2 separate regions of the Homo sapiens genome follow, and region 2 is linked to region 1. The links are chromatin contacts, found by Hi-C or POLR2A ChIA-PET in ENCODE. All regions are on one chromosome and are shown on one strand. The core of a region is the stretch at or near the end of the contact, and the rest is flanking DNA. Distances in the headings are between cores, read along the strand shown. Region 1 overlaps GMDS (GDP-mannose 4,6-dehydratase). Region 2 overlaps GMDS (GDP-mannose 4,6-dehydratase).

The links. A loop is a pair of places that touch in the nucleus more often than their neighbours do. ChIA-PET counts read pairs that join two places held with the same protein, here RNA polymerase II (POLR2A). Pooled maps may share reads with other maps.
Region 2: POLR2A ChIA-PET joins it to region 1 with 10 read pairs in HEK293T. The contact joins two enhancer-like sites. A Hi-C loop is called at or near these places in 3 of 50 pooled maps. POLR2A ChIA-PET finds 5 or more read pairs at or near these places in 3 of 52 experiments (AG04450, HEK293T and IMR-90).

What each region holds. Positions count from the first base shown.
Region 1 is chr6:1,697,140-1,704,668 of GRCh38, forward strand. All of the region lies in intron 9 of GMDS (GDP-mannose 4,6-dehydratase), which reads right to left. Among named protein-coding and RNA genes, the nearest start is that of FOXC1, 91 kb to the left of the region's middle. Within about 2 kb of position 4,877, at least 2 of the 41 ENCODE cell types and tissues checked have a DNase peak (open chromatin) inside an H3K27ac peak, as active enhancers do.
Region 2 is chr6:1,797,049-1,804,577 of GRCh38, forward strand. All of the region lies in intron 7 of GMDS (GDP-mannose 4,6-dehydratase), which reads right to left. Among named protein-coding and RNA genes, the nearest start is that of FOXC1, 190 kb to the left of the region's middle. RefSeq lists an enhancer at 157-336. Within about 2 kb of position 4,568, at least 3 of the 41 ENCODE cell types and tissues checked have a DNase peak (open chromatin) inside an H3K27ac peak, as active enhancers do.

The sequences.
Region 1 (7,529 bases), core at 3,627-6,126:
TTAAGGTGGATGTGATTCCTACGTATGCCTCCTGAGGAACAATTAACATCCCTAAAGATTGTTGCAGTGCGTTGACGGCAGGTGTCCCCCAAACTCTAAGTGTCCTGTGGAACCTGGGGCAACACACTCACAGCCTTTCCCACAGGGCTTCCTCCGAGCCAGATACCAGCAATGTAGACAAAGCATTTGGGAAGTTGGATCAATAGTGAAGGTGGCCAATTCATCCCAGGTTGCCCAGGACTTTCTCATTTTCAGCAAGAATAATCCTGTGCCCCAGGGCAAACTGGGACAGCTGGTCACCCTGTCAATCATAGAGTCTAGGCTGGTAACAAAATTAAAAAGCTAGAAACCTATTTCTTATAGGCTATTCCTTAATAGAAAACAATGCAAAAACCTTGGCGCGCTGCAGCCTCATGTTCTGAACCAATGGTTCTCAAAGTATGGTCCCCAAACCAGGCCAGCAGCATCAGCGTCACATGAGAACTTGTTAGAAAAACAAATTTGGGGCACCATGCACACCTCACGAGTCAGAAACTGTGGGAATCAGGCCTAGGAATCTGGGTTTGAATGAGCCTTCTGGGTGTTTCTGATGCTTGTGCAAGTCTGAGAACCACTGGTCCAGACCATAAGTAGAAGTCAGACTAGATGCCAAGGAGAACTAAAACAATGCAAGCTCACGAGAGGAAGCTTTCTTCCTTTGTCATGATCCCTCCATTTTGGATTGCTCAAACTGAACGGGGAAAATATGATGGAAGCACTTCCTGCTCTCTTGTTCCATGGGAATCCAGTATGGCTGCGGACGATCAAGGTTAAAGTATCTCCGTAAAGTAACACACTGACAAGAAAGGCACCTTTAGGGGAGTCAAGCATATCATTTCATCTGTGGCCACATGTGAATGCTAGCTATGTATATGTTCTAAAAAGCAAAGAGTAGACAAAGAGGAGCGCCGCCCAGCCTCCCAACACCAGAGTCTCACTTCCTCTCCTCAGCTGGCGCTCTGGGGCCGGACTCCAGTAATAACAGCCTCCTGGGGAGATTAAAGCCCTGGCAAGCACAGTTTATCTTGGTGAATGTATACTTTAGCTTTGTGTGTATCTACACATATACATACACTGCAGTATTTATAGCTGGTATACATGTGAGGTAGCGCTGGAGACAAGGCCTGGAATGGGTGTACAACACCTATGAGGTTGGAACCAAGATCTTTTAAACGCAAACCTGGTTTCCCTGAACTGTCCTCCACCCGTGTGGTCCAAACACACACTCAGGTGTTTCGGGAAGAACATCCTCCCTCCCTGCAAATAGGGGCAGCAGTCTTTCTTCTGTTTCCAGAAAGAGTTGAGTATTTTGTGGTGGCTTCTTTCATCTCTGGGGACTTTGCTTATTAGAAAAATACACAGAATCACCGCTCTCCCGAGTAAGGAAATGAGATGGCCGGGAGGTGAGCTGAGTCAGGACCGCTGCTTTAAGCCAAGTCTACAGGGTTGGTATTGAGGTGGAGACGCTTCTCAGAGTGCAGCACAGCCCACTCTGAGAAGGGCAGGCATGGGGGCCATCCGGCCCCAGTGCCCACGTGTGCGCGACCCTGGACAGAGGGCGGCCTCCAGTGGCAGTGCTGCTCTGTGGCACACTGAGGCCTGGTTTCCCTTTTTTTTTTTTTTTTTTGGTGGGGGCACATATTTCCTCAGGAAGGAGCAGATAAGTTCCTCCTTAGGCTTGTGAATACTTTCTTGTCACCTGGCCAAATGGAATTCCAACGATATTGTGAAGAGGCAGTGCCACTTCACAGCAGACACTCACAACAAGCCACAGTCATGGGGTGGTCAAAACTCCCAATCTCCATTTTCATGCAAAGCTGAATGGGCAGCTCAGACCTTTAAAAAGTGTCATGAACACATAGGTCCTCTTAGTCTCTGTCTACTTGACAAGATCTCTTAGTGTCCATGTGTGATAGAACAGCACATGCCTACACTGTGTGGAGTGAGGGGCTGCCAGAGCCACACGGTGTAGCCTTCTGTCCCCCATGGAGGCATGGGTGAGAGGAGAGACACAAGACAGAGAGGAAGACTGCACATCAGGCTGCGGAAATGAGCTTGAGGGTTTATGTTTTGAGGTTGCAAAGAAAAGAAGAAAAATAAGGAAGATGGGGGTGGGGAGAAAGAACAAGCTGGGTGAGGGGAGGAGGAGGGATGTACAGGAGATGGCCTGAGGCAGCCAGGAGGGGTCTCCAGGAGGGCCTAACTGTGGAGGTTGCTGAGAGGCTAGAGGGGAGAGGCTGGAGCCAGTCCAGCCTAACACATTAACGCAGGTGTAGGGGTTTAAAACAATACGTGTCGATCCTCTTACGTTCTTGGTGTGGGCAGGGCTGGCTGCCTCTAGAGGCTCCCGGAAAGAACCCGTTCCCTTGCCTTGTCCAGCTTCTAGAGGCGCCTACACCCCTTGGCTCGCAGCCCCTTCCTTGAATCACCCTGACCCCGCTTCGTCTTCACTGCTCCTTTTCTGACTCTGACCCTCCTGCCTTCCTCCTATAAGGACCTTGTGGTTACCATTAGGGCTCCCTGGAAAATCCAGGACCATCTCCAGACCCTTCACTCAATCCCATTTGCAAAGTCTCTGGATTATCATGTAAGGTGACATAGCCACGTATTCTAGAATTAGCATGGGGACTTCCTTGGGGGTGGGGACATTCTCCTGTGTGCCACAGAGATTAGGATGGCAGCACGCCGTCTGCTGTGACTCCTCCCTGGCACAGCTGAGGGGCACACACAGCCTCCATACGCAGAGGCAGCTGGCCTAAGCCCTGGGGCTCAGCATCTCACCCATGTTCTCCAGGCCCAGGTGAGGAGAACAGCAGCTCACACGTGCAGAATGTGAACATTCTGCAAAAGGGAGATATTTTTGCATTCTTTTTCTATAGAAGAACCACCCCCTCCGCACCGACACCAAAGTGTATGAGCTCCCACAAAAGTTGGATCTGTCCCTGCATACTAATTTTGTCCATCTATTCAAAGTGCAGGGAAAGGAACATTTCTTTAAGGAAAAGTCTTCATGCTTCTTCTAATTTATCTGTATATGAGAATTTTTTAAAGTATTATTAGAAAACTTCTCACCTTTATTCTCAATTACTCTGCGAAAGTTTTTATTTTTACTCTGGATTTTAAAATATGCTTGTGGGGAAGAAATCTACAATCCCTTAATTCCATTTTCATATAGTCACAAAATCATCAGAAGAAAATGGAATTTTCTGTTCAGATTAAATACAGCTCCTCAGTACCACTGAAAGCAGGAGGGAAGGGAGAGCCTGGGGCAAGTTCCATAGACTCTAAATTACTAGCTTCTGCAAATCATTAGTTTCTCCCCTGGGAGAAAAGCAGCTCTACAGTCTTCTGGTTCCGAGGCACCCTCAGCAGAGTCAGGAGCTGCACGGCCACATTTTAAATTCTAGTGGGCACAGCTAAAACAGGATGAACCGAAGTCGGCCTGAATATTGGGACACTGATTTGAGGAGAGAGATGGCAACGTGGGACAACAGCATCTGATTTTGATGTCTTTTGTCTAGTGATGTCCTATGCGGTGGCAAGAAAGAAGACTGCAGGTGCCAGCACACCTCGCGCTGTCCCTCCTCGGGCCCAGCACTGGGACCTGAGGCTGAGCAGTCCACCTCCACCAAGAACAGGAATGCCTGACACTCAAAGGCCATCCCAGCCCCAGTTCTGGAAATCCGAGACCCTAACTGTACTTTAAAAGATAACTGACAGACAGGTGGCAGGAGTCAAGAAGGGTCAGTCATAACTTATCCTATTCGTAAATCATAACAGTGAAGTGCAAAATCCCAGGAAGCCAGCTCAGGCTGATGATGCCGCCGGGGTGACAAACCAGGGACTAAAAAGTCTGGGTTCAGGAATCTTTAGGTAATTAACTGTAGAATGACTAGATACCCGCCTCCCATATTTACAGCGCATGCCTTTGCTAAACCCATTTGCCCTCCTTCATTTCTTCCTGTCTCTCTGCCTCTCCCTCCCTTCCCTTAGCGTGGAGTACATCAATCTGTCCGAAGGGATAAACTATATTTGTGTTAAGCTTTCATTTATAATTAACCAGCTGACCCCAATTCCACACATAAATGGCACTTATTATTTAAAAAATACAGGCTACATTTCTTTCATTGTTCACTGTGTCATTATGTATACATAATGTTTCCTTCCCATAGAGAATAAAATAATGACCAAAGTTCTGTCCTTCAACCCAATGTCTCCACAGTGTGTCTTTCCACCCTTGTTAAACACTGCCTGCTTACATGTTTTCAAAACACATGACCCGCATCTACTCTGACACTTTCCCATTCATCGACAGAGCAACTTCAGTCCTTAATTAGGGCAGTGTTTGAGCTTAAAGGCAAGTCTGTACAATTGAAAAGGTGCATATTCAAAAAAAAAGAAAAAGAAAAGATGCGTATTCAAATTTCTGAGGGAGTAATAGCGTGGTCTGTGATGACAAAACTAAAAATAATTTATTACATTTTATTTTCCAACGTTAATCCATTAAATCAAAGGTCACTGGGGCAGAGGTCTTATTTTCAAATAATATATATTTATTATAATAAATAAATGTATTTATAAATTCTTCCTTTCCATACCTCTATAAATGTGCCTATTTCTGTAAGTTTAAAGTAAGTTCCTTACAACTAATTATTTCTGTTTACTGATGACAGGTATGACAATTTTATATGGAATGAAACATGTTCTGATTCAAAGAGAAGTAGTTCTTCCAAAGTAGCTGAAAGCTGATTCACAACACAGGAGTTTGCCTTTTACAGGCAGACATGATGTTATAAAATGTCAGATGGCCAACATTTTTGCGATGGGGGTGTGAGAGATTCTTCTCAAATGACGCACGCCTCTCTTGGGTATTATCGAACTAGAAACTGGAATGCCCCCTTTAAGACAAGGAAAGTTTGGAAGAAAGGCGCCACAACGCCAGTCAGAGCTGGCGGTTTTCTCAGCAATGCCTGATGCAAGCTCGAGCTTTGACAGCAGTAGCTGGACTCCGACTCTTCGTAAAGGTGCAGCTTAACTCAGGCACTGCTAGAGAGCCTTGGAGAGAATTACAGACGTTTAGAGTGGCAGGAATGCCTGGTATGGCTCCTTGGTTTGAGTCAGGGCAGAGGGAAAGCAGCACACACTTCAGTCAGAGCATAGCCTGGCCTAAAACATGAGACTGTATTCTGTTCTCTCACCCAGAGTCTTGATTAAAAATATTCTTTGCCCATTTAAGAGCTTGATGTGCAGAACCCTTTCCTGATAGCATTGATTCTGGCTCGGTTTTATAATTTCACTGTATGTGGGAGGAGTAGTTAGGAGGGCAGAGAAAGCAGCACCAAAAAGATCCACACTTGCTATGACTGAAGCTCATTCCATAGGGAAGATAACAGAGAGCCTTGGAGAGAAGCCACCACGTTGTCCCTCTGTGGGTCCCCCAGCTGTGGTGGCATTAATACTACTGTTGATAAGGGTGGTGGCCACCTGTTGGGAACCCTGGGGAGATCTTAAGAGCTTCAGCAGGAAAGTTTCTGCAAGGTTTCAGGCGGATGCATTTAAGCCATCAGCACTCAGGGTCTTGGAGCTCTGGACATTGGATAGCAGATAATGTCCGCCTCACTGCCCATCTGGTGACCCTAACCTCAATCTGGGGAAATCGCTTCTCTGTGAAAGATAACTTCGGCTCTGTGACAGCTCCACCCCAACCCTCGCTAAGAGGAGGGCCAATACATCATGTTGACTTATGACTGCTGGGGTTTGTATCCCAGATCACTCTCCGTGAGGATTTCCTAAGCCACTGGACCAGAGTCCACATGTGCAGAGATGAGTTGAAGTGCTGAACAAAACACACGCCCTGAGCTACAGCTGCAGTAGCACCTTTTGGGGGAAGGAAGCCGAGATCTTTCTTAAGCATAATGAGGACAAGCACATGCAGTGGGTTCCTTGGTGTCGGCAACTCCTGTGTGAAACAGAGGAGTTCCTGCATGCTGGCTACGTGGGCACAGGGCATGGTAGGGAAAAGTGAGCTGGGGTAAATGGGGTGTGCTCACTTTGTTCTCTCTCTCTGCCTCCTCTGTCCCTGCCTCCACCCCTCTGGCTCTTGCTCTTCCTCAGGGAGAGCAGATGTTTTAACTGATAGTTTGTAAATATTCTTAAGGCAGACAGTTGCTACCTGACTTCACCTTTCTTATCTCCAGTTCCACCCGAAAGTGGTAACACAGCATATCCAAACATGCCTTGTCATACCAAAGAGAAGTCTGTAGCTCAGCTAGTTAGAGACTTGCATTCAAAAGAAAAAAAAAAAACTTAAAGTTGCTTTTTTATACGGCTTTTTCTGTGCTGGGTGGAAGTCCATTCAAAGCTACTTTGTATAAATAAAGAAATACAATCCTCTTCCCTACTCCCCAATAAAGCTGTGGGGCAGCACGCTGGCCACTGTGCCTGGATGCGCCTGCTGGCATCTGCCGAGGTGTCCTGCCCCACAGCTGCCAGGTGTACTGTGGGGACATCATTCACCTCCTGGGCATCACACTGGTGTGAAAGCAGCCCAGGGCTGAGCTGCACTTGAGGACCCCATGGCACAGGCTTGGTTCGCACTCAGCTCACCAGTGGCCGCAGGGCCAAGGCTGTTTTATTTTTGGCACACTGTGAAGTTGTATTTCTCCCACAACTTGATGTTCAGATCTATGTTTAAGACTTAGAGTAATCATATTTCTCTTTTCCTTTTCTTTCACCTTCGGCATTAGCTTCTTGTAAAAATGAATTTAAGAACATTGTCCTTGCAAACCAGATTATGTGTTTCTGAAAGTCTGTGCACCCTGACTTTCTAAGGCTCATTCATCACCCTATTCATCATCACCTATCATTTGTCTGCCACAGTGACAGGCACGAGGAAGATATGACAGCAAGACAAGACCTCGTTCTTGACTCCAACAAGTTAACGTTTTTGCTAAGGGGACAAGATCAACGCTGATGATACAGTGAGTCAACAACACAAGGTTGTCTCCAGGCTGACTTGGGGCTGCTGGCTGTAAATGTAACAGAGCAATCAGAAGGAGAAAGAGGACCGCAGGGGTGGGGGCAGCCTGAATAAAGGCACTGAGATTCAAGGCGGGGTGGGTGTGGGGGTAAGGCAGCCCTGCCTGAGGAATGCACAGGAAACCAGGTTCTGGGCACTCTGAGGCTGGCAGAGTGGTGTGGGCTCCATGGGGGTGGGCAACAGAGAGCCACTGAGGGTAACTGAGCAAGAGCGTGTCTGTGAGGAAGGAAGGTCAGTACGGGAGTACCATTCAAGATGGTCTGTTGGAGCAAAAGGAGGAAATCAGCAAGACCAACTAGAAAGAAACTTCAAAAAATTAAAGGAACACCCCAGAAAGGAAGAGGGCCAGGACAGGTGGATGCGGAGCGTGAAAATATCTGTGTTGTGATGTCACTGAAAAGAGTAAATTACCAAATGCACCGGGAGTTTTGAGCACAGTGTCCAGTGTGTA
Region 2 (7,529 bases), core at 3,318-5,817, 100 kb after region 1:
GGCCTGTTAGGAACTGGGCCGCAAAGCAGGAGGTGAGCAGCCTGCAAGCGAGCATTACTGCCTGAGCTCTGCCTCCTGACAGATTAGCCAAGGCATCAGATTCTCACAGGAGCGTGAACCCTACTGTGAACTGCACGTGCGAGGGATCCAGGTGGCACACTCCTTATGAAACTCTAATGCTTGATGATCTGAGGTGAAACAGTTTTGTCATGAAAGCGTCCCCACCCCCCAGTCAGTGGAAAAATTGTCATTTAAATGTTATAGCTGGCCTGCTATAAGCACAGGTGTATCTGGTAAACTCCACATGTTAAAAAGGTAAAAAGAACTCTCTCACTTCCTTCTTGAGCTTAGGTCATAAATATTTTAATAGACTTGTGTCCACCTATGCTGACTTTCTATGAAACTGAAAGCTCCTCTCAAGTAAGTGTTTTGTGATGTTTTGATTTGTACAATGAAAAGCACAGTGGCAAGTATATGTCAGTACTATCATCATCATCAGAGTTACTAACATTTTAAAATAGTCACAGTCCAAAGCTACACACATTAATGTGTTTAATTTCCCACTGGAATCCTATGAGGTAAGTATGAATATTATCTTCATTTTACATAGAGAGAAACTGAGGCAGAAAGAACTTAATAGACTTGGCCAGCATTTCACAGCTAGGATGTGTGGCAGAGCCGGTATCTGAACCCAGGAAGCTCAGAAATTATGTTCCAAGGGACACCATTCACATAAATACAAGGGAAGGTGTGCATTTGTGGACCCCAATGGGCACAGCTTGGAGTGTCCTCTATAATTACCAGATCCCATGCCTTGGCATATACCAGGACAGGTTTGCTAACAAGTCAAGGCATCTGCACTTTGATAACAGACACTTTGATGTCTCTGTTTGTTTCAGTTTTGTCTCTGACTCATTTTTCAGTTCTAATGCTAGGAATGTCACATAGTTATTTCCTGGTTTTATATATTCAAAAGTACTCCTGGAAAACATCTTCCTGCAATTCTTGAACAAAGGAGTCAAAGGACACAAAGTTTTCACATTTTTCCAGTTTTGGTTTCGATCTCAGTTTGTACCAGCTTCAGAAAAGCACTCATTCCAAAGTTCTAGAAATTTCATTAACTGTGACTGCACTCTGAAGAACAACCTTGCTTAAATTTTGATGTATAAATTTACTTCTAATTACAGAGCACACACACACACACACACACACACACACACACACACACACACACACTCCTGTCTTAAAAGTTTTAAGAATTTAAAAGCTATCATTGCAAGATGCAACTCCACACTGTGGTATGATTTTCATATAAGTCACTGTAGTGGATAATTTTAAAAGAAACCAGATTTTTAAAGAAATATTAAGAAACTGTTTCTGTACTTAGTTCTCAGATAAGAGCAGAACCTGTAGAACCACTGAGTCTTGTGCAAACCTTTTGTGTGGGTGGGTCTGGAAGAGCATCCAGGCTTTCTCGTAGCTGGAATGTGAGTGAGGCCCATGTGGAGGTAGAAGCGTGAGGCTCCTTTGGATCAGAAGGCTCTGTAATTCTGCCTAAAGCCAGCCACCCGCTGAATCTCCAAGAGAAGGCAGAAGCCATCCCTTCTCTTGGCGTATTACTTGTTTGGGAGTCCTCCAAGCGAATGTCCCCTAAATGTCAAACAGAACCGAGCACTGTAAAGTTCTGTTTTGCCAGTGCCTCCCTTGCAATCAGATCCCATTTTCTGGTTTTGGCATCGCATACTGTTGGAGAATACGAGACAGCTTTGTTGACACCTACACCGGGTGTGTGAACTGCAGGCTATGACACACTGGTGGCAACACAAACCTGTATCTTGCTTGCTTCAAAACATACTTCTTCCTTATGGAAAGTACTGGAACACAAATAACTTAAAAATCCCCCAACTTACTTCTGTCAAACATAGGGTGTTCTGGGCCTGGTCCATACTTCACCAGCCAGCAAAGAGGCATTTTGATCACTAAGACTTGTTTTCAAATAGGAACTTTCAAACCTTTACTCCTACCGATCCCTAGGATATCGTGTAGGTCAAAGATTAGCGAGGGAAGGGACTGGAGCCAGGGATCTGGGCTGGAGGTGGAGTAAGAGTGGAGAACTGGCCGTGACGAGGGTGGAGGGTGCGGGTGGTGAGGGGAGGCAGCTAGTTCTGTGCTTCCCGCTGGCAAAGAGTCCCCCGCTCCCTCCTTCTTTTCCCCTCAATGTTCAGATAATAAAAAACAGTCTCTTTAAAACATCCAATTTATTATGGATTTAATCTCTAACGATGATATGCTGGAGTGGATGGCATATATCTAAGAAAGCTCAAGCCTTGGCAACACGGTGCCTTTTGACTCCCAGCCACCTGCCTTTGGTCTAGTTTTCTTTTTCAAGTTGTGATACCTCTGATGGGAATAATTTTTAAATGGGAAAACTGTGATCAAGATATACTTTTAAGTCTGAAGGTCTTCATTATTATCGAAATAGGTGAAAGAAGACGAGAAAATAGGGCTGTGCTTTTCCTTCCCTACTTTCTAGTCACATTCTAGAATAACAGAAGTCAGGAAAGAAGGAAGGCAAAGCAAGGAAATCAAGAGAAATTGGCTGAGGGGCTGGGGAGGGAGGGAGAATTAAAACTGGAGGGAGACTCCAGAGAAGATGACTCTTGATATATGCATATGCTACCCATTTAATGCTGTATGTTGCCACTAACACACATTGTTGATTTCAGGGTTACAGCCTACGAAACAAACTGCGTACTTTGTTCCTAGATACACTAATTTTGGGACTCCCTCTCTGAACACACAAGAAAACTCAACCACTACTTCAAATACCTCCTCACACATTTATATCGGTTGGAGATTTGTTTAGATTAACAGACTCTCCAAGGGTTAAGATAGTAGGTCATTCATACCTTAATGTCTTTTTTTAAAAAAAATTAAAATCCCAGCTAGCTGCAATGGTCTCAGTGATTCAGAGCTTTGCAGTAAGGGAAGAGAGCAGGAGGCCAGGGGAAGAGGAGGCCAGCCTTCCCTTCCTTCCTCCCACCTTGACTAGGGCTGCTTGATGATGCCCATATGGTGGTTGGCCTCTGAAATTCTTCCTTCTCGACAAGGTCTCCTGAAATAAAATTTAGGTTTCCAAGGTGAATAAGGTCTAGTTTAAGTAACATGATATATGGAAATAAAGAAGCTTCCGATTCTGAGAACTCTGGTTGTGAACCCTAGCAACTCCAAACACAGGTTGTATTGATATTGGTGAGCTTCTTCAACTCTTTAAGTCTCAGTTTACTAATTTGTAAAAAGTGGATAGTAACACCAACCTTTCTCAGGAGGGTTAGACATCTATAAAAGGCCAGCAGAATGTTCTTATGACTCCTACTCACAACCATTTCTTTTCTTTTCTTTTTTTGAGATGGAGTCTAGCTCTGTCACCCAGGCTGGAGGGCAGTGGTGTGATCTCAGCTCACTGCAACCTCCGCCTCCTGGGTTCAAGTGTTTCTCCTGCCTCAGCCTCCTGAGTAGGTGGGACTACAGGAATGAGCCACCATGCCCAATTAATTTTTCTTTTTCTTTTTCTTTCTTTCTTTTTTTTTTTTTAAGCAGAGATGGGGTTTCACCATAATGGCCAGGCTGGTCTTGAACTCCTGACCTCAGTGATCTGCCTGCCTCAGCCTCCCAAAGTGCTGGGATTAGACATCTATTTCTTCAGAGCACTGCACAGTTATCATCAGCTCCTTAGCCCTGGGTGAAGCAGGCACAGCACAGCAAACAGCTGCAAGAAGTGGATGTGATTCTGCATCTGAAAGCACAGAGGTGGGTCTGGACCTCCAAGAATGGAGTCACACCAAAAGATGTCAAGGTGCTGAGTAAACTTCTGGGAAGAACTGCTGGAGGAGCGAACTCTGGTTATTGGTGATTCTTGAAGAGTGTGTCCTGTTTCAGGGTAGTGAATGTGACAGATCTCTGCAGCAGGCAGCTGCCACTTCATCCCTGCTCCTGAAAAGTGACACTCGGGGGATACAATCTGCTTCCAGGTGCTCCCTGGAGCCCGGACCATGAGGACCTGTGACTAGAATAGCCTGCCCAGAGCTGTAAAATGTGCTTATTCTATGAGACCTGCACCGAAATTACCTTTCAGGAACAGAGAAATATTCTGTGAGGAAGCTATGCAAGGTGGCCTCTTGAGGAAGGGGGCACAAGTAGACATTTCCAGTTTGTTCATGAGTTTTCAAAAAAGCAAGCTATGCTCCTTACAGGAATGAGAATCTTGCCTTGTTGGAGAATAATGAGTACACAGATTTTTGTGATTGTTATTCAAGCTGCCAATCCTGGTAGCTATTCAGTAGATAAGTAATTAGTAACAGTTTTGTTGGACCATGAATATCAGAGATTCATACCCTTTGAATAGAACCTTAATACAGCAGTAAAGGTTTATAGCTGTATAAAGCTGTCCAGCTGGAGTGGAGGCAACCCGCAACATTTTCCATGCAAAACCCACTCACATGATGCATTCCCCACCCCACCTCACTCCCGTCGGAGAGGCAGGGCAAAGGGAGCAGATGTTTGCACAGGAATTTTCCCAGGGCTTAATTCAAGAAGCTAAAACGGTGAGCACACCTGAGCAAATGAGGCCTGGCTCTGGCGGGCAGCCCCGGGCACAAGCCCCACATTTTTCCAAGACTATGTTTTCCGCACACAGAGGGCCATAGAGGGTAGAAAAGAAAGGCATTTTCAAGCTTGAAAGTTGGAATTCTGTCCACTTGCTATACTGTTCAACTTTATCAGCTTTCATGAGGGGACAAAGAAGAACCACAGTAATTTTTAGCTTGTTGAATTTTGTGGTTTATTTATTTACATCTCAGAGAAAGACTTCATCTAATGCTACCCTCCCACCCCGAATAAAAACGGCACTGGACACTATAATGTTGAAATAGCCACTGACCTTAAAAGCCACTGTCTCAGGCATTGCCAGTAACAAAATTGGGAGTTGGATATTTAAGCAAATTGTACTTAATAAAGGCCATATTTGCCTAAATAGAAAAACGGAGATGCAGTACCACCTAAAGTGAAAAAATGTTGAAAGTTTCAGTAGATTATTCCAATGTAAAATAAAATCAGCTTCTTCAAATATTTCAACAGAGGTACAAGTCTTCATTTGAGAATTTACATTTCCCATAAATTAATACTGTCCTAATGAATGTACAATTTTGCAGACACCAGTTAGTCTGGGATCTTGCCTATAGTCGTTACTCAATCAATATTACTTGAACTGAAGGACAAGACAGCAATCTGTGAGACCAAAAAAAATAATAAAGTTTCTACACAGCAAGCATTTTCTATAATAGGCATATCTCAAACTAATAAGGCAGGAAGTATATTTAAAAAAATGTTTTTGCTTTAGGTCTAAAAGATTTTCCTTTCCAACTATAAAACAGCTGAAATCATGTATCCTCAGCCCAACATAATTTCACGCCTAATTTATGGAAATAGAATACCAAAGGCCTCTGAAAGGGAGAGGGCAGGCAGGAGAGAAAGGATAGTGTGACATTAACACAGGGACCTGCTCCGCTGTTGTTCGGCAGGAGGTAGGCCTGGGCGAGTCTGCCCTACAGGGCGGCACAGTAAGATTCCAGCAAAAACATGTGTTATGCGGGGAGGAGGGGGCGCTCCGCTGAATGAACTTACTGTTACCTTTTTCCCCCTCTAACATAAGTCTTCTTTTTCCTGATACTGTCTGAATTTGAAACATCTAATTTAATCCATTGGAGGGCCAGTCTTCCTTTTATTTCCTGTCTGTACTGAAGCAGTCGCCTGTTTCAATTACGACTTTCTCCAGCTCCTACATTTCTTGTGCTCCAGCTGGCTCAAAGTGCACTTCCTTGGAAGGTAAAATGCACTAACTGTGCTGATCGGAGACTGATAGCTGGAGAGCCACAATATTTAATAGCTGCGCTGATAAGGAGGTTTAAAAAAATCCATTTTTGAGCCTAAACAAAAGGATATTATGTAGCTGCATGTTCAATTAAGATCTAGTTAAATTCTTTTTTCCCATTATGTGGAACCTCATGCAGGCAGCCGACATAACTCATAGTGTTATGGCAAATTTCATCGGCACTGTATGTTTGAGAAATGTTTCCCTCCTGCTTTTCAGTTAGTTACTGCTGATTTGGGACCAGCTTGGTGCAATTATTTCAAAGAACAGAAATGTGGGATTGATACGGCATTCTTGCAAAACCCTGGCTGGCTAAAAATAAGACTGTTTTGCAGTCGAGAAGGCAAAAAACGTCTCTGGGCTGTAAACACCAGTCAATGTATTTCTTTTCTGCTTTATGAAAACCACAATTTTTTTTTTCTTTTTTCCGTCTCTCCTTACTCATAGTGTAGTTTAATTACAGTTTAATCTCTTTCAGCGAGCAGCCCTTGAGACCTTATTGTTCAACCACAGTATTATCAAGGCTACAGCTACAATTTATGGCAAAAGGTGGAGGCTCCCCTTTAGAAAAACCAAAATGCTCCCTTCCCGTCCCCAAATAAATAAATAAATAAATAAATATAATAGTTACTTTATTACAAACTCACATTACAAATTTTTATTAGGCTCTAGAGATGCCAGGCCAATAATTAAAGAAATACCTGAGAGGTGTTGATCAACACTTACCCTGTTTAACTCTGCTGGGTCAATAAATCTGCAGGAAAACTTTTAAGTTAACAAGATTGTTTGGGCCTCTAGTTGCTGAAAATATTTGGTTACACTGAGGGGAAATGAGGTGGGAGAGAGTGGAGGAGAGGTTCAGAAGTAAAAAATGGACTCTCCACTTGCTTGGGGTACAGGAAATATACAGTAAAGAGTTTGCTGCAACTGAAGGGGTGAATAAGGTCAGTAAATTATTTTTGCTGCTTTAAGCTCACAGGTATGATTTAGTGTCTCTGAGTTTTAATACACATTTTGAAAGAAGTGCCAAAATCCTAGGGGTTTCAATAAAAGAGAAGGTAAAACTTGGCTGTTCACCACAAGAAAACAGATTCTAAGCATAAGGTGACTGCTCAAATTCAAGGCGAAACTTTAACCATTAATTTGTCGTTGTTTTTGTTTTTAATAAGATGCGCTGTTTCCTTTTTGTCTTCATTCTTTAAATGCTTTATGGTCAATTTGATTTGTAAATTCATTTGCTCTAAAGAAGCAAGAACAATAAAAGCTCTCTGTGCAGTTTGCCAGTCCTCACTGCTACGTGGCGAGTTCCCCTTGTGCACACCAGCTTGGTTCTAAAGAGGCCGTGGAAGCCATGCATTTCCCGTCAGTCTGAACTCACGGCTGGCCAGCGGGCAGATGCCCATGTGGCGCACCCCGGCCATCCCTGAGGCTCATCTCCACCACTGGTAACTGTGGCGTCTGCCACCTCCACTTCTCCTCTCTGCTTTTTTCTTCCCCACTGTTGGGATTCTGGGTAAAACTGTTGGCTTTATTGCTAATTTTGCCAGTGAATCAGAACTGCAGTGCGTGCTGGGCCTCAGCAGATTCACTACCACAGAAC